Linked DNA regions of Mus musculus: region 1 is linked to region 2. Evidence: chromatin loops called from intact Hi-C (ENCODE). Cell type or tissue: gastrocnemius. All regions are shown on one strand. Links, peaks and the distances in the headings refer to the core of each region. The heading gives the core; the rest is flanking DNA. Region 1 has its middle 16 kb from the start of 9130221F21Rik. Region 2 has its middle 36 kb from the start of Gm26628.

Region 1 (2,917 bases), core at 162-2,661, 58 kb before region 2:
AAAAGGAGATGAAAAACAAAAACAAAAACAAAAACAAAAAAACAAAAAAACAAAACAAAAAAAAAACCCGCCACCAACCCCTGAGCTTCCCACAAAACCCACCACTCCCTGAACAGGAAAAGCCTCCAATCCCTGAGCTCTCCAAGCTCAGAATTTGAGATCCCACCAATCTTCACTCTGGCAATCTCTGCCCTGAAAAGCTCTGGCCCTAAGAAATCCTATATAAGCCCTGTCCTTTGTCCAGTTCCCTGATGCCCACTCTTAAGAGCAGAGGGCAGTCATTCCTAGGTTTGTCCCTCCACACCCCGGACCCTCCACTAAATCCTTCATGAGATTTCCTGCCTGTTGTGCCTCTCTCATCAAAAGAAGCTAAGAAGAAATGAAGCAATGAAGAGAAGAAGTAAGGAGCAGGGCTGAGGCCCCTGAGTTCCTGCTGGGGATACCCTCCCCTGGGAGCTGCAAACTTCTGCTAAGGAGGCTTCCTCTCAAAGCTGTGTGGTTCCTGAGCTACCAAGTCTCAAGATGCTTCTACTGGGACACTGTCCCACCCCAGAGCTGTGTGGCTCCTGAGCTCCTGTGTCTCAGGCTACCCTTCCACTGGGATAGCTTCTTCCCTCAGAGCTGTATGGCTCCTGGGCTTCCGAGTCCCAAGATCCCCTTCCACCTGAGCAGCAAAGCATATATTCTATACCTGTATAAGAATGTCATTATAAAACTCATCATTTTGTATATTACATATGCTAAAAATAATAATTTTCTTATTTTTGCAATTAAAACATGTTCTATAGCTTTTAAAACTGTACTTTTCCCTCCCATCTCCTTCCTCAATCCCTGCAGTTTTCTGCTAACCCATAGTCTATATAGCCTCAGCAAGCAGTTACTATCTAACACAGTCCATTGGTACATAGCCAAGAGACCATGGTTGGCAGCAATTGCAGTTACAGTAGAGAGAGGTGAGAGAAAGAAATTCTGATTTAATTATCAGATCTATTCTCTGTAAAACCCGGGGCTCTCTGTAAATTTGTTACCTGAGTCAGTTCCTCACTCTTGCTTGGCTCATCTCTGAGTGTTTCCATGAATTCTTAGAATCAATGATCCAGCAAGACCTTTGTAACTTTTTGGTAATCACTGTTGTTTGGAACACGTCGGTGAGCAAATTGTTGTCAGAACCAAGCTCCCATCAGGAGAGAACATCGGGGCGTCAGCTGATGTATCCAGGCCAGGCCCTCTTGTTGTCTTAACAGCAAGCGCCCTTATCCACTCTGACCCACGGAGACCTTTCACCAGCCCTAGGCCAATTTTTGAGCATGAAAACCTTGTCTTCCATGCCCCTGTGCCAGGGATGGCTCTGATTCCAAGCATGAATGGAAACCCGATGGCGAGTGCCTGTGTCCTGCCAGGCCTCCTGTGTGGTACGTTTGGTGGTGCCCTCCCAACCGTCCTTCAGAACCTTCTCACTCCCGCTGGCTTCTGCCATTGCTCCTGGGAGGGAAAAAGAAAGGGAAAATTTAAATCAGTCGCTTAGAACACAAACCAGACCTGCAAACAAAAACATGCTAAAAATGGAAGAGCACCTGGGCAAGTTGGCGTGGCCTTTAGGAAGCAACCCTCTGGAGTTTCACACAGGCTTGGCCCATGCCTGTGAGGCTGGCAGCCCTCAGTACTGCACCCCAGATGTTTAGCACTAGACAGAATTAGAGTGGTAGTTTGGATTTCATGGGTGTGGGTTCTAATCCCACTGTCACTACTTACTAACGGGGTGATTTTGGAAACATGATATAGTATTAATAGTAAACAACAGGATGCTGGAGAGATGGCTTGGGACACTTGTGGTGAGAGACAGATCTTTTGGGTTTAGACTCCGTCTTAGAGAACCTGACCAAAGGTTGAACTCAAGTTAACAGGCTGGTACCTAGCACCAGTTTCCAGGTTATTCCCCCAACAAATCTATACCTCCTGGTTACAAGTCTGCCCCTGGTACTTCATTTCCTAACAACCACCAATCAGGGAGAAAACAAAAGTTAAGTTTATGGTTTGGCACTAACGCCAGCCACTTATTTTAAAGGCCATAATGGTCCCCTCAGTCAGATGTGTGCCAGGCTAGATAACCTTTCTTGCCTTTATAAATGCTTGTCTGAAACTGGGCTCAAAGCTACATCCTTCTGTTGTATTGCGCTAGAGACTGGTGTGGCCCAAGCTCGAGTTTGAATAAAGAGACCCTAATGTGATTCCATCAGAATCAGCTTCTTGGTGGTCTTTTGGGGTTCATGAACACTTTCTGGCACAGCAGTGACTCTTCCAGAGGATCCAGACTATTTTACACATATACATGTAGGTAAAACACTCTTGCACACAGAATAAATAAATCTTAAAAGAATATCTACTTGATAGAGCCATCATGGGGATTAGAAGTAGAAAAAAAACTATACAATTTTTGGCTCAATGCTTAGACTCTAAAAAGCATCTGATAAGCTAATTATTTGGGGGTTTGTTATTAAAGCTAATCCCATTGGCTTCCAAAAAGCTTGGAGATCAGAGAGAGCTCAGCACAGGAACTTTCACCATCCCTTTGTGATGGCTAGTATTAAAGGTCACTTGGACTAACTCTAACATCACATGGGGATGGGCCTCTGGCCATGCCCTGGGGGAGAGGGTTATCTTGAGGGCACTACTTGATTTGGGAAGACCCATCTTAACTTTGGTTGGACCATTCCCTGGGCATAGGATTCTGGGCTGAATAAAATGGAGATGGCAAGCTGAGCCCTCTTGTGTGTGTGTGTTCCTCTCTCCTTCCTGACTGTTGTGGCCTTGACGCCCTCACCATGATAAGACTGCACCTGTGAACTGTGAGCCAGCACACTCTCCTCCTTTCAGTTGCTTTTTGTCAGGGTATCAACAGGAAAAGAAAATGAGGCAG
Region 2 (2,917 bases), core at 300-2,799:
ACTTGCTGAACCCTGAGCTCAATGTTTCAGCCAGCCTGACTGGCCAGGAGCCCCAGGATCCATCTGCCTGCCTCTCACCCCCAGCACTGAAGTTAGATGGGAGCTGTGACTCCCAGCTTTCACAAGGTGCTGGCTCTTTGAATTCAGTTCTTCATGCTTGCCTAGGAAGCTCTTTATCAGCAAACCTCTCCCCAGCCCCTAACATGCTGTTTTTAATCCATTAGAGCATATGACCAGTGTTTTCTTTCTCTTCTTCTTTTTTTATGAGCAGCTGTGTTTTGAAGTTTTTAGATAAGCTTTAAGCATTTTATTTTTGTGGTCAGCATTCTGGAGGAGCTGACCTGTTTCAGGACTGACTCGACACGTAAGCCCCGTTATCAACGATCAAGCCCCGTTCAGGTTGCAAGTGCACATAGAATTCTATTTCCCAGATATGGTCGTGCTTTCCAGTATGTTCTCAATGCTTCTATATACACAATGTACACTTAAGAGATGACAAACATACTGTAGGCTCTGTGTGTGTGTGTGTATCCCATGGGTTGATGTGATAGGCATGTGTCTGCAGATGCACGCATGTGTGTGTACTTTCTCATACTATTCTGAATGTTACCACTTGCTGTGTTAGGAGATCCGCTTTTTTCATTCCACTCCACCTAGGCTGTCTTTTCAGTTCAGGTCTATAACATGAGCAAACATCTCTCCCCCCCCCTTTCTTCTCTCTCTCTCTCTCTCTCTCTCTCTCTCTCTCTCTCTCTCTCTCTCTCTCTCTCTCTCTCTCTCTCCCCTCTCCTCTCTCCCTCCCTCCTTCCCTCCCTCTATTCTTGTGTGTGAGTGTGTGATGTAAATATACATGTGTGGGTCCACGTGTATATAGGCACAGGTGTGAGAGGGCCTGAGTTGATGCTGGTGTCTTCCTTGCTTGCTCTCCATCATATATTTTAAGGCAGGATCTTTCAGGTAAAGCCAGAGCTTGCATATTGGCTAGGCTAGCCAGTTTGTTCTAGTGTCTCTGCTTTTGGAATTACAGGTAGCCAACTCCCCACCTGGCATGTATGTAGATTCTGTAGACCGGGACTCTGGTCCTCATGCTTAGCAGCAGAGCATTTACCCTCTGAGCCTGGGAACTTCTAAAGATGGGTCATTAAGCTCACTCTGGAGGTCCAGTGTAAAGCATTTGGCCCTTCTTACGGCAAGGTCTGAACAGTTGGGTCCCCACGTGGCAAAGGCCTGTGGGATGCTCACGCAGAGTCCCCTGGCTTTTCCTGAGTGGATGCTTGGTCTGCTTCTGCCTCACATTTGCATTTTTGGCTTTGCTATTGGCGGCTTTTACTTTCACTCTGTCTGTGACAGACAGTTCCCCACAATCAGAAAAAAAAAAAGCTCCGGCCATCATCTATTCTCGTTTGTCTCTGAGGATCATGGGAATGGAACAGATCCCTCTGCCTGTTAATCATGATGATGCGGTTGAGTCAACAGGAGGGCCTGGCCTGGGTACATCAGCTGACGTCCCGATGTTCTCTCCTGATGGGAGCTTGGTTCTGACAACAATTTGCTCACCGAGATGTTCCAAACAACAGTAATTACCAAAAAGTTACAAAGGTCTTGCTGGATCGTTGATTCTAAGAATTCATGGAAACACTCAGAGATGAGCCAAGCAAGAGAGAGGAACTGACTCAGGTTACAAATTTACAGAGAGCCCTGGGTTTTACAGAGACTAGATCTGATCAGGATGTGGGGACGTGCTAGGTACCAATAATTAAATCAGAATTTCTTGGATGTGTAGTCTCTCACCTCTCTCTACTGTAACTGCAATTGCTGCCAACCATGGTCTCTTGGCTATGTACCAATGGACTGTGTTAGATAGTAACTGCTTGCTGAGGCTATATAGACTATGGGTTAGCAGGAAACTGCAGGGATTGAGGAAGGAGACAGGAGGGGAAAGTATAGTGTGTACATTATTGTTAAACATTGGAAATTCTTAAAAGAGATTGTACATGAGAAAATGAATGTAAAACCTTTACAGCTATGAAAAAATAGATATATAAGAAAAAATGGCCTGAGTTGTCTCAGTGCCAGGATATGAACTGCACCTCTTTGTCAAAGACTTCTTTCACCAACTCCACATATCCATCTTCAGGTCCTGAACCCTCCGGAGATGGGAAAGAGATAGCAGTGCATGGTGCAGTGGGCCACGCTCTCTGAGACCATCTCCTGTCATTGCTGCCTCATGCATATCCCCACCCTGCAAATCTCAGCTGTGCTCTGCCTTTCTCACAAAGCTCTCAGCTGGGTTCACCCAGGAGACCAGAAAGTTGGCTTCCCAACCAGAGCCTGATTGGCCATTAGCGACTACTCTCACAGAACAAATCTGAGTTCTGGTTGAATATAATGTGTTCCAAAGTATAAGAACACTGCTCAGGATCTGTATCCCCCATTTTTAGGTGTGTTCACCAGGGTTACTCTCATAGATTCCACGGAGTTAGGTTTCTGTGTTGCTCCCAAACGCTGTCATCTTCTATAAACAGGCTAGGTTCCCAGCAGTAGGACTGGGACATCAACCCAGCCACAAGATCTTTGACCTACAATCTGACTGCAAGATGTGCTGGGGTAATGGTGGTGCAGAACTTGTGACAGTGGCCAACCAATGACTGGTCCAACTTGAGGCCCATGCTACAAGAAGGAGCCTAGGCCTGACACTGTCTGAATGGCCAGGAACCAGAGGCAGGACATCCCAGGAACCCAGGATAAAACCAAACACAACTGGCAAAACAAACAAACAAACAAAAAGTCAATGAATGATATTCTGCTATATTCATAGATTGTTGCCTAACCCAGTTGTCATCAGAGAGGCTTCATCCAGCAACTGTTAGGAGAATAGACCCACACGCAGCCAAACACTAAGCAGAACCAGGGGAGC

The links. Hi-C counts contacts between places; a loop is a spot of excess contacts. Peaks named below come from ENCODE experiments on the same cell type or tissue, not always from the same donor. Only the 100,000 strongest peaks of a DNase experiment are listed, where the experiment ranks them.
Region 1: it touches region 2 in a loop (9-fold over the local background); 14 of 42 quality-filtered maps call a loop at or near these places.

The regions. Positions count from the first base shown.
Region 1 is chr6:72,056,886-72,059,802 of GRCm38, reverse strand. No RefSeq gene overlaps it. Among named protein-coding and RNA genes, the nearest start is that of 9130221F21Rik, 16 kb to the right of the region's middle. In gastrocnemius, for the core only: no CTCF peak of the experiment used is centred there; a DNase peak (open chromatin) is centred at 1,366.
Region 2 is chr6:71,998,724-72,001,640 of GRCm38, reverse strand. No RefSeq gene overlaps it. Among named protein-coding and RNA genes, the nearest start is that of Gm26628, 36 kb to the right of the region's middle. In gastrocnemius, for the core only: no CTCF peak of the experiment used is centred there; a DNase peak (open chromatin) is centred at 1,388.